Linked DNA regions of Homo sapiens: region 2 is linked to region 1. Evidence: chromatin contacts called from ENCODE POLR2A ChIA-PET data. All regions are on one chromosome and are shown on one strand. Each heading gives the region's core, a stretch centred on a gene start or an enhancer-like site at or near the end of the contact. The rest is flanking DNA. Distances are from core to core; before and after follow the strand shown.

Evidence for each region. ChIA-PET counts read pairs that join two places held with the same protein, here RNA polymerase II (POLR2A).
Region 2: POLR2A ChIA-PET joins it to region 1 with 27 read pairs in activated T-cell. The contact joins two enhancer-like sites. POLR2A ChIA-PET finds 5 or more read pairs at or near these places in 4 of 52 experiments (GM10248, H1, Panc1 and 1 more).

What each region holds. Positions count from the first base shown.
Region 1 is chr16:4,304,873-4,311,062 of GRCh38, reverse strand. No RefSeq gene overlaps it. Among named protein-coding and RNA genes, the nearest start is that of GLIS2, 8.1 kb to the left of the region's middle. RefSeq lists an enhancer at 5,240-5,752. Within about 2 kb of position 3,367, at least 35 of the 41 ENCODE cell types and tissues checked have a DNase peak (open chromatin) inside an H3K27ac peak, as active enhancers do.
Region 2 is chr16:4,454,754-4,460,966 of GRCh38, reverse strand. DNAJA3 (DnaJ heat shock protein family (Hsp40) member A3) reads right to left here. Exons shown (of 12, transcript NM_005147.6): 11 at 6,040-6,156; 12 at 4,192-5,421. The coding sequence ends at 6,053. Among named protein-coding and RNA genes, the nearest start is that of NMRAL1, 17 kb to the left of the region's middle. RefSeq lists a silencer at 1,232-1,432 and an enhancer at 4,279-5,249. Within about 2 kb of position 1,311, at least 8 of the 41 ENCODE cell types and tissues checked have a DNase peak (open chromatin) inside an H3K27ac peak, as active enhancers do.

The DNA of each region.
Region 1 (6,190 bases), core at 2,118-4,617:
TTTTTTTGAGATAGGGTCTCACTCTATTGCCCGAGCTGGAGTGCAGTGGTGCGATCACGGCTCACTGCTGCCTTGACATCCCAGACTCAGGTGATCCTCCTACCTCAGCCTCCCAAGGAGCTGGGACTACAGGCATGTGCCACCACACTCAGCTAATTTTCATATTTTCTGTAGAGACAGGGGTCTCACTATGTTACCCAAGCTAGTTTCGAACTTCTGGGATCAAGCAATCCTCCTGTCTTAGCCTCATAACAGGCGTGAGCCACCATATGCAGCTGAGACCCTGTCTCTTTTTTTTTTCTGAGACGGAGTCTTGCTTGTCACCCAGGCTGGAGTGCAGTGGTACAACCTCTGTCTCCCAGGTTGAAGCTATTCTCCTCCCTCAGCCTCCTGAGTAGCTGGGATTACAGGCGTGTGCCACCACATCCGCCTAATTTTTGTATTTTTAATACGGATGGGGTTTTGCCATGTTGGCCATGCTGGTCTCTAACTCCCGACCTCAGGTGATCCACCCACCTCAGCCTCCCAAAGTGCTGGGATTACAGGCATGAGGCACCGCGCCTGGCCCTTAGACCCTATCTCTAAAAAACCAAAAAAAACAAAAAAACAAAAGAAGTAACCCTTGAGACCTACATTGTAGATGTAGGAGAGATGACAGGAATCAGAATGGATGAATGGTGGCAGATCCAGACCTCTGGCCCTTGACCTTGGCCAAGCCCTCTAACCTCTCTGAGCCTCGGTTTCCCCATCTATGAAATCGCAGTCCTCAGGGTACCTATTACCACTGGCCTCTGTGAGGCTCAGTGGGAAGTGCACAGAAAGGGCTTCCAGCAGCACGTGGCTGGGAGAAAGAGCCCGCAAATGGTAGCTATTATGAATGAAGCAGCCCACAGCGGGCAGAGCCCAGTCACAAGGCAGGAGTGATGGAGGGAGTGAGATCAGGATGACTTATCAACCCTGAGCCGGTGGCCTGGCGAGCCTCTCTCTCCATTGGCGCTGGCTGGCTGAGCCTACAGAGCTGGGGCTGTCTGCGGGTGGGGTGTTTATTCTAGGAAGCGGCCCTGGCTGCTTCTCATTCCCTGCCCCAGGGAGAAAGGAGGGCTTCAAGTCAGAACCGAAGCCATGCTGGGCCTGGCATGTACAACACAGCGCCACCTGCCCGCAGGGCCCAGAGCTGAAAATGCCCAGGAGGTGCAGCCCCAGGGGCCTGGCTGGGACTTGCAGATGTGAGACACTCCCAGGGTGACCCACCTGACTCCCCAAGAACCTGTCCTGCAAAGCCTAAAATGCTCAGCTTTTGGAAGTCTAGAGACTGGGTCCTGCATTCCAGGGCGGGGACGGGATGGGGCGCCTGGGCTAGGGGGGAGAGTTCTATCAGAGGTGGGGATGTCCCTGGTGGCAGCGCTGTCACCCTTGGGCTCCTTCATCAGAGGCTTGCTTCATGGAAGCCATGTGAGCTATGCAGTTGCACAGGGCTGGCCCTTAGAAGGGCCTGAGTGTGGCTGAATGTTCTGCTGTCACCGTCTTGAAATTCTTAATCATTTTAGAACATGGCCCGCGAATTTTCATTTTACATTACGCAGCCTGTCCTGCCTTCATGGTTTCGTTTCTCCTAGCATGTAGCTTCTCCCTCCCATCAGTGTGGCGCACAGACCCAACCTTCAGCCACATCCAGCAAGACAGGAGTGCCTTAGGTAAGCCTCATTTCCTGAAAGGCCGTGGGAGACATGCACCTGCCACCCCAACCCAGCAGGACCAACCTTTCTGGAAAACCTGAGGCCGGCTGTGTGACGTGGGTGAGTCACTCAACTGCTCTGAACTTCTCGGTATCATAATATTGCACAGATCCTTGGGAAGTTTAAAAGAGGTAGTTTTGGGCTGGGCCTGGTGGCTCATCCCTGTAATCACAGCACTTTGGGAGGCCAAGGCAGGTGGATCTCTTGGGGTCAGGAGTTCAAGACCAGCCTGGTCAACATAGTGAGACACGGTGTCTACTGAAAATACAAAAATTAGCTGGACATGGTGGCACACGCCTGTAATCCCAGCTACTCAGGAGGCTGAGGCACGAGAATCGCTTGAAACCAGGAGGCAGAGGTTGCAGTGAGCTGAGATTGCACCACTGCACTCCAGCCTGGGTGACAGAGCGAGACGCCATCGCAAAATAAATAAATAAAAAGTAAAAAAGGTAGTTTTGGTTGGGCACAGTAGCTCACGCCTGTAGTTCCAGCACTTTGGGAGGCCGAGGCAGGAGGATTGCTTGAGCCCAGGAGTTCGAGAACAGCCTGGGCAACATACTAAGACCCTGCCCCATCTCTACAAAAAATTAAAAAATTAGCTAGTTGTGGTGGTGCATGACTGTAGTCACAGCTACTTGGACAGCTGAGGCGGGAAGATTGCTTGAACCCAGGAGGTGGAGGCTGCAGTGAGCCGATTGTGCCACTGAACTCCAGCCTGGGGGACGGAGTGAGACCCAGTCTCAAAAAAAAAAAAAAAAAAAAAAAGGCCGGTCACAGTGGCTCAGGCCTGTAATCCCAGCACTTTGGGAGGCTGAGGTGGGCGAATCGCTTGAACCCGGGAGGCAGAGGTTGCGATGAGCCCAGATCACGCCATTGCACTCCAGCCTGGGCAACAGAGCGAGATTCCAACTCAAAAAAAAAAAAAAATTTAAGATTATTGCAGGGCTGGGTGCGCCGTCTGACGCCTGTAATCCCAGCACTTTGGGAGGCCGAGGCGGGCAGATCACGAAGTCAGGAGTTCAAAACCAGCCTGGCCACCATGGTGAAACCACATCTCTACTAAAAATACAAAAATTAGCCAGGCGTGTTGGCGCGCACCTGCAATCCCAGCTACTCGGGAGGCTGAAGGAGGAGAATCGCTTGAACCTGAGAGGCGGAGCTTGCAGTGAGCCGAGATCGCGCCATTGCACTCCAGCTCTGGGCGACAGAAGACTGTCTGACGGGGTAGGGGAAAGATTGTTGAAGGCGCTAACTTGGAGGGAGAGGAGTCCGCCCGGGATCCCTAAGGACCTGCCCCGGGGAGGAGGAGCCGTCCCTCCCTTGGCCCCTCCCCTCCTGCCTTCCGAGGGAGGAGACCCCCCCAGGGCAGGAACGAGGGGGCGGAGAAGCGCGAGCGACACATTTTTGAGTCGTGACCAAGTGGAAACTCCCTCCCCGAGGCGGAAGCTGGGGGCGCCCCACTGGGGCCCAAGCCTCCGCCGGGGCGGGATTCCAAGCCAGGGGCGGGGCGCCGCCGGTGACCCGGGCCCCGCCTCTCGCCCGCCTCATGAATATGAACAAGCCGGCTGGTGAGCGGAAGTGCGAGGCGGCCCCAGGCTGGCTGGCTCTGCCGCTGAGAGGGGGGCGCGAGTCCGGGGGGCGTGGCCTGGCTCGGACGCCCCGCCCCTACCCCCACGCGGGGCCTCCTTCCGGCCGGCGCGCCCCGGACGTGACCTCGCGGGCGCGCGCCGGGAGCCGCCAGACTGGGCGCCGACAGCATCCTCCGGGGGTAGGCGCCCACAGTCATTCTTTCCATCGCTGCGGACACGGGAGTCAGAAGTGAAACAGTCCTGTCCTCGTGGGGCTTACGTTCCAGGCGCAAGAGCCACAGGTAGTCGAATTGGGAAACCGCCTCGGATGTCACATAAGCGCCCAGGGAGGACAGGGCAGGACAGGGCCTCCCTGGGGAGGTGACTTGAGTCAAGACTCAAAAGAGGGAAGCGAGGGAACAAGCCATGCGAGGAACTAACGAAGGAACATTCCAGAAAGATTTCACATCCCAAGCCTAAGGTCCAGGGGCAGCAGGCATTGAGGCGGATGTGGCTGGAGTGGAGAGAAAGAGGAATTAAAAGGATGGAGTAATGACAATAATGGCTCACATTTTTTAGCAAGAGGTGGGTTCACTACCTATCTGTCGTTATCTGGGGGGAAATTAGGCTCTGGGAGGTCAAATAACTTGCCCAAGGTCACACAGCTTGTAAGTGGCCAGACCAGCATTGGAACCCAAGGGGACGGATGTCTGAAACACACCCAGGAGTCCCAAGGTGGGATGACCTTGACCAAGACAGGCCCTTTACCCCTTGCCTCAGTTTCATCCCAAAGAGCTGCCCAAACACAGCTTAAAATCAGGGCACAGAGCAAGGGTGTAGCTGAGTGTGCGTAACATCTGTTCTCCTGGGAGATGCTTTTGTTGTCTGGGAAGCACTTGTCACCTCTCCAGGCTCTGGAGCAGGTACAAGTGGCTTCGGGGAGAAAGGGTGGGAGCCGGGAAGAGGCTGCTTCTGGTGGCAGGAGGAGAGAGGGAGTGGGTGAGGGGCCCCGGGCTGGCTGAGTGCTCTGGAGCATGACAAAGGCAGTGTCAGCCAGGCAGCTGTGTCCGCCACTAGCAACCGCGCAGGCAGCATCCCCCGCCATCCCTCTGAGCCTGGAGAGATTGAAACACACACAGTCAGCGTGCCTGCTGCCCAGGTGAGGTGCAGAAGGCCTGGGGGTTGCCAGTCTGGGCTCTGCCGCGAGAAAGTGGCTTTTCTGCAGCCGGAAGCGGGGAGGAAGTGTTTTCACCCTTCTACAAAGCTCTGTCTCTGCCTCTGGATCCACGGTGCTGCAGGCCTGAGGGCTCTCATGGGTACGGGCCTGGTGAGTAATCTAGAATTTGCCCCTTCCCCAGCCTGGTGCAGCCTCTAGTCTCGGCCTTCACGCTCTGCTGTAAAATGAGGCTGGGTCAGGAGTGGGACCCATCCTCCGTGTTTGAGGAGCTGGGCTATTACATGAGCCCCTACCTGAGGTCGCCAGCGAGTCAGAGGTCCTGGTGGGACCAGACCAAAATGGAACCTACTATCGGGCCCATTTTGAGAGGGAGACAGAGAGAAGTTAAAAGTACATGCACACACAGCTCTAAAGTAGCAGAGATGGCATTCAAGTCCAAAGCCTTTGACTCCAGGACGGGCACAGTGGCTCACACTTGTAATTTCAGCACTTTGGGAGGCCGAGGTGGGAGGATCTCCTAAGCCCAGGAGTTCAAGACCAGCATGGGCAACATGGTAAGACCCTATCTCTATTAGCGGGGCGTGATGGCACATGGCTGTAGTCCCAGCTACTCTGGAGGCTGAAGCAAGAGAATCGCTTGAACTTGGAAGGCAGATGTTGCAGTGAGCTGACAGAGCAAGATTCCATCTCAAAACGAACAATCAAACACTAGTCTTGCCCGGCGAGGTGGCTCAGGCCTGTAATGACCAGCCTGGCCAACATGGTGAAACCCCTTCTCTACTAAAAATACAAAAATTTGCTGGGCATGATGGCAGGCGCCTGTAATTCCAGCTACTTGGGAGGCTGAGGCAGGAGAATCCCTTGAACCTGGTAGGTAGAAGTTGCAGTGAGCCGAGACCGTGCTATTGCACTCCAGCCTGGGCAACAAGAGTGAAACTCCGTCCCCAAAAAGAAAAAAACACTAGCCTCAAGCCACAGCCATGTCTCCAACCTTCCCGGCCAGGTTTCTCAAAAGAGGGGGCTACCTGAGGTCACCCACTCCTGCCGAACTCCAGGTGGGCTTCCTCATCCCTTGCTCTATCCTAAACTGTTCCTTAAGTGACAGTTCACACCCTGACGTCTTCCAAGCTGAGACCCCACCAGCAGCTAGCTTTTCCTTTGTGGTTCCACCCACCTCCTAAATCCCTTTAGCAGCCGGGTGCGGTGGCTCGCGCCTGTAATCCCAGCACTTTGGGAGGCCGAGGCGGGTGGATCACGAGGTCAGGAGATCGAGACCACGGTGAAACCCTGTCTCTACTAAAAATACAAAAAAATTAGCTGAACGTGGTGGCGGGCGCCTGTAGCCCCAGCTACTCGGGAGGCTGAGGCAGGAGAATGGCATGAACCCGGGAGGCAGAACTTGCAGTGAGCTGAGATCGCACCACTGCACTCCAGCCTTGGCGACAGAGTGAGACTCCAGCTAAAAAAAAAATCCCTCTAGGGTCCTGCGCCTCTGCCTGTAGCCCCTAAAACCGAATACTCCTGAAAGTTTTATCCTGGGAACCCCTTTCCTTGACACTTTAACTCCGTGGAAGAGGCAAAAGTGAGGGGAACCCCCATCTCTACTTAAGAGTTCCCCACATATTTTTTATTATTATTTTTTTCGTGACGGAATTTCACTCTTTGTTTGCCCAGTCTGGAATGCAATGGCACAATCTCAGCTCACTGCA
Region 2 (6,213 bases), core at 62-2,561, 150 kb before region 1:
AGAGAAGAGGGTCAGAGGCCGAGAGACCAGTTATTTGCCTGAGAGTTTGTGGTCCATGGCAGCTCCGATTTTTTTTTTTTTTTTTTTTTTTGAGACGGAGTCTCCCTCTGTCACCCAGGCTGGGGTGCAGTGGCACGATCCCAGCTCACTGCAGCCTCCACCTCCTGGGTTCAAGTGATTCTCCTGCCTCAGCCTCCCGAGTAGCTGGGATTACAAGCATGCACCATCACGTCCAGCTAATTTTTGTATTTTTAGTAGAGACGGGGTTTCACCATATTGTCCAGGATGGTCTCGATCTCTTGACCTCGTGATCCGCCCGCCTCGGCCTTCCAAAGTGTTGGGATTACAGGCATAAGCCACCGCGCCTGGCCAATTTTTTTTTTTTTTTTTTTTTTTTTTAAAGAGTCAAGGTCTCGCTCTGTTGCCCAGGCTGGAGTGCAGTGGCACAGTCATAGCTCACTGCAGCCTTCACCTCCCAGGCTTAAGTGATCCTTCCACCTCAACCTCCTGAGTAGCTGGGATTATCGTACAGGTATGAGCCACTGAGCCCAGCAGTTCTGTGAATTTCAATTCAACACATTTAGGTTTGTGTGACTACCATCACAGTTTTTATTTTTTTACTTCCCCACCCTGGCTCTGGCACCCCCAGGCACAAAAATTCATTCTATCCATTGACTGAAGCATTTCTTTGACAATTTACCAGTATGCTGGGCCCTAAATACAATGTAGCAAAAAAAGTTATGCTGCCTGCCTTGAGGAGCTTATATTTAGTGGGAGAGCCTGATAGAAACACACAATAAATAGTTATGTATCTACGCCTGTAATTCCGGCACTTTGGGACGCTGAGGTGGAGGATGGCTTGAGTTCAGGAGTTCGAGACCAGCCTGGGCAACATAGCAAGACCCCATCTCTACCTAAAAAAAAGAAATACAAAAGAAACTAGGGCCAGGCGTGGTGGCTCATGCCTGTAATCCCAGCACTTTGGGAGGCCAAGGCAGGTGGATCAGTTGAGGTTGGGAGTTCGAAACCAACTTGGTCAACATGGCAAAACCCTGTCTCTACCAAAAAATACAAAAATTAGCTGGGCGTGGTGGCGTGTGCCGGCAGCTACTCAGGAGGCTGAGGCAGGAGAATCAGCTGAACCCAGGAGGTGGAGGTTGTGGTGAGCCGAGATTGTACCACTGCACTCCAGCCTGGGCGACAGAGGGAGACTCTGCCTCAAAAACAAAAAAACAGAAGAAATGGTGGCAGGCGTGGTGGCATGTGCCTGTACTCCCAGCTACTCAGGAAGCTGTGGTAGGAGGATCACTTGAGCCCAGGAGGTCAAGGCTGTGGTGAGCTGTGATTGCACCACCACAAGCCAGCCAGGGCAACAGAGTGAAAGCCTGTCTCAAAAACAAAACAAAACCCAAAAAACAAATTGACATAAGGGCTGCAAAAAACAAAACAGGAAGGATAAATAAATGGGGACAGGAGCAGCATCGGGGGAGGTGACCAGTAAGCTAAGGTCTGTGGATCATGCCCTTGGCCATATAACTATGGACCCACTTCGCCTTTTATGTTCCCCCCTGGCCCATTTGTGACCCTTGAAGAGTCATGAGAAATAAGCAGAACTTCTAGTTAAAAGATAAGACCTGCACAGTATTTATTAACAAGCAAGAGTGTGAAACAAGCCTCTTCCAGGAGCCGTGCAGCTGCCGTCCTCCACATCAGAGCCGGCTCTGCAGTGCTACAAACACAGAGGGGCAGGGGCAGCTGGAGGCCTGTGGGCCTGGAGAGAATTCTTGCACACTGTTTGGTTGACAGGGAAGGAAACAAAGGCCAGGCCACCAGAACCCAAAGGACTATGAGTGAGGAGGGGGCTCAGGTTGGAAACAACCCAGTCCCAGGCCTGAGGTGGGAATGGGGCTGAGGACCAATGCCTGAGAGCTGGCCTTGTCCACCCTCCTAATGTTTTTTTTGAGATGGAGTCTCACCCTGTCACCCAGGCTGGAATCCAGTGGCGCAATCCTGGCTCACTGCAACCTCCACCTCCAGGGTTCAAGCGGATCTCCTGCCTCAGCCTGCCGAGTAGCTCGGATTACAGGCGCCCACCACCAAGTCTGGCTAATTTTTGTATTTTTAGTAGAGACAGGGTTTCACCATGTTGGCTAGGCTGGTCTTGAACTCGTGACCTCATGATCCGCCCACCTTGGCCTCCCAAAGTGCTGGGATTACAGGTGTGAGCCACCACGCCCGGCCCACCCTCCTAATGTTTAAGCAAGTGCCAAACATGTACCTCCCACAGGCTCACAGGCCTAGAAATACTTTATTTTCTTGAGACATGGTCTGGCTCTGTCACCTAGACTGGAGTGGAGTTGCATGATCACAGCTCACTGGAGCCTTGAACTCCTCAGCTCAAGCAATCCTGCCACCTCAAGATTTCTAAGTAGCTGGGACTACAGGTGCCAAGCCACCACTCCCAGCTAATTTTTTAGAATTTTTTTGTAGAGATGGGGGTCTCACTCTCTCGCTCCTGGGCTCACACATTCCTCCCTCCTTGGCCTCCTAAAGTGTTCAGATTACAGGCGTGAGCCACCATGCCTGGCCCTTTTCTTATATTTTTAAATACATACTACTACTCAGAAGCTATAAAGAAGTCTGGTAACAAATACATCAGGAGCACAAGTGGAAATAAACCAAACCCAGGCCCAGAAAGAGCACTGAATTCTACAGCTGTTGCACGGCCACCTTTTTTTTTTTGAGATGAAGTCTCGCACTGTCGCCCAGGCCGGAGTGCAATGGCATGATCTCCAATCACTGCAACCTCCACCTCCTGAGTTCAAGTGATTCTCCTGTCTCAGCCTCCTGAGAAGCTTGGATAACATGCATGTGCCACCACGCCTGGCTAATTTTTTTGTATTTTTATAGAGACGGGGTTTCACCATGTTGGCCAGGCTGGTCTTGAACTCCTAACCTCAGGTGATCCACCCGCCTCAGCCTCCCAAAGTGCTGGGATTATAGGTGTGAGCCACCTCGCCTGGTCATGCACAGCCACCTCTAATCCCTTGAGGGAAGGATGCTTCAACACAACAATGGTTTCTGTTTAGCAAGAAAATCCACCTTTCTCTTCCAAAGTCTTTCTCTAGACTTCTGCTTTGAAGCAATAGGACATGAATGAGACTCAGGGTGACTGTTCCAGGAATAAGCCCAAGCTTTCACAAGAGACACGGTCTAGCTCCCCACTGCTGTATCCCCAGGAACTAGAATAGGGCCTGGTCCATACTGAGTGTCCACAGTAGGCAGGCAATCAGTATTTCATTGATGAAAATACTGGGAAGTATCTGAGATGAGCAGAATGTCACTGCTGAGCCTCTCCTGTCCGTCAGCTCTTTCCCGAGTCTCTTCTCCACCTGACCCAGCAAACAGACTCTCATCTCACCCTGCTCAGCCCAGAGTGCCAGAGTGGACTGAGCTGTGTATCAGGGCCCCTCTAGCCACGCCAGGCATAGAGCGTGGCTGGGAACCCAGAGTAGCCAAACTATAATACATAAAAATTTTGGTCAGGCATGGTGGCTCACACCTGTAATCCCAGCACTTTGGGAGGCCGAGGTGGGCGGATCACCTGAGGTCAGAAGTTCAAGACCAGCCTGGCCAACATGGTGAAACCCCCCATCTCTACTAAAAATACAAAAATTAGCCAAGCGTGGTGGCATGCACCTGTAGTCCCAGCTACTCAGAAGCCTGAGACAGGAGAATCGCTTGAACCCAGGAGGCAGAGGTTGCAGTGAGCAGAGATGGTATCACTTCACTCCAGTATGGGCGACACAGCGAGACTCCATTTAAAAAAAAAATAAAATAAAATTGAATGTAAAAGATGCAAAGACTGGAAAGAATGAAGGGAAACAATCCAGTGAGGGAGACTGAAATGCAGGGACCCAGGGACATTGGCCAGCTCTCACAGCATGGGCTCCCAAGAAAAAAGTCACATCCAGATTCTAGAACATTCACTCACAGGGGACTGTTGTGTCATGGCAAGCACCCTGCTCTGGAATCCAAGTGAGGGTCAGCACTGTCGGCACCCCAGACCCATCTGCCTCTATGTGCTCTGGGTGGCTGTGAGCACAGGATGAGGCCAGCCAAGTCTCCTGTAACCCCCATAAGCCACCTGCAGAGGCTGTCTGAATTCTTTCAAAGAAGAAATGACCACAATTTAGGTTTGAAATATCTTTTTGCAATAGATAATCTTATTTACATTAATACAGAATCATTTTACATTCCTAAATCAGACACTAATAGATGCTTTATTTTAGTGAATTATAAAGGAAAACAAAAAGGAAACTGTTGAGAAGTGTTCTTCATTAACCTGTCTAACGACAGCCCGAAGATCCTGAAACACATGGAAACTGCGACATGCTACCAGCAGAGGCTGGGGAATGGGGGTTCTGCTCTCACTGAATGGTGGGGAACCTTCAACTGCTTAGCCTGTGCTTTCCTTTTCTGAATCAACATTTACAAAGGAAAAAACAATGATTAGCACTGAATAATTTAAACACACTTCAGAAAATAGATGTCAACAGTGTAAGTGGGAGAACCAAGCCCCTGACTAGCAACAGTGGCAGGGCTTCAGTTCCCAAGGCAGCTGAAGTCTGGCCAGCACAGTGCTGCAATGGGCTGTGGCTCAGCAGAAGGGCAGGAGCCCTCCATGCCTGGCTTACAACAACAGGACTCAATAGTCAGGGACAGGCGGCCATCCCGGATGGGGTGGGAGCAAGGACTGTACATCCTGACAAGGATCACCACCCACACGGTCAGAGCAGAACCCCCAGGGACTCTCTGGGCCTCTACGTGCCTCCCAGGCACCGACTGTGCAGCTGCTTGGTACCCCGGGAATAAAAACTAACTGAGCAGAGCAGCTGATGCCTCGGCAGGGCCCCTCATTAGGGGAGGACGGTGCTGGTGGGGCCTGGGGGCCCCACGCTCCCAGTGAAGACAACCTGTCAGGAAGAACTCATTCTGGAACCTCCCGGAGGTTTGCTGAGAAGGAAATTAATCACTTCGTAACTTGATGCAGCTTAAGGCTTCATTTCTAAGCTGTAAGCATGGCCTTTAACTAAGATATCCACAATATTCAATTCCAAATTAGAGTTTTAGCCCTGCAAGAGTCTAACCATCTCCCTCTGCCTGAGCCAGGGGCCGTCACCTACCAATGGACAGGAAACTGCCACCAGCCTCTGGGGCTGCATCCTACTGCCCGGGCTGTCCACTGTGACCTTTCCGTGGAGAGAGGTGTTGTCCCATGATTTTGCTGTTGCCAAGGCCGTCCAGAGGCTCTGCGGGTGGGAGCTCAGTGCTGCTGTTCTGGAATCCTCCCGTCTCCCAGGTGCCCTGGCCCTTGGAGGGGCTGCTGCTTCCCGGCCTAGTTTCCAGTGGATCTTTTTCCTGAGCCAAAGAGATAGGCTGTTACCTTATACTCAACATTTCAAGGGAACACACCCCTGTGGGGAGCGTCTGTTAATCCCTGGAAAGCAGCTGTGCCAAGAGAGGGGCGAGAACCCCACTTGCTGAGATGAGCATAATAAACCAAAGTGGGTCCCAAGATGACACGGCGAGCAAGCGCTACCCCTGGAGCAGCCCCCAGGCTTGCACAGCCCTGCGCTGTCCACGCAGGAGGGCAGCTTCCAAGCAGGCAGGACGTGAGGAGATCTGAGTTCTAGGCCTGGCTCTGCCTGACTCGCCCTCTGTGACCATGGGCAAGCCGGACCCACCACTGCAGGGGGGCTGTACAACAGCCCCAGCATCGCCACCTCCCCAGGAAGAAGACACAGCCAGAGGCTGGCCGCGGCAGCCCAGCCAGTCCTGCACTACAGGCTGATTGCCACGTCATCTATTCCCTAGGCTGAGAGGCCAGCTCCTAGTGGAGCTAGGTTTACCACACCTTGGACTGGCACCTGTTCCAACTCCTGGGGGTGGGGGCACAATATTGGTTAAAGTGGGAGAAAACCAGGATTAGTTCACAGAGGAAAACAAAGGGAAAAAAAACCTCCAGGGTTTTCCTACCTCGGCTGGGATATCATGAGGTAAACATTTTCTTAAGTTTGGAAAGGAATCCCTCCTCGTCCTCCCCAGCCTCACGCCTAGCCTTGCTTCCTGCGGAGCTATCCATGGTGCTGCCACCTGGGCACAAACAGCAGAAAGAACTGGCGTCATGGGCCTGCACTTCCACAGTCACAT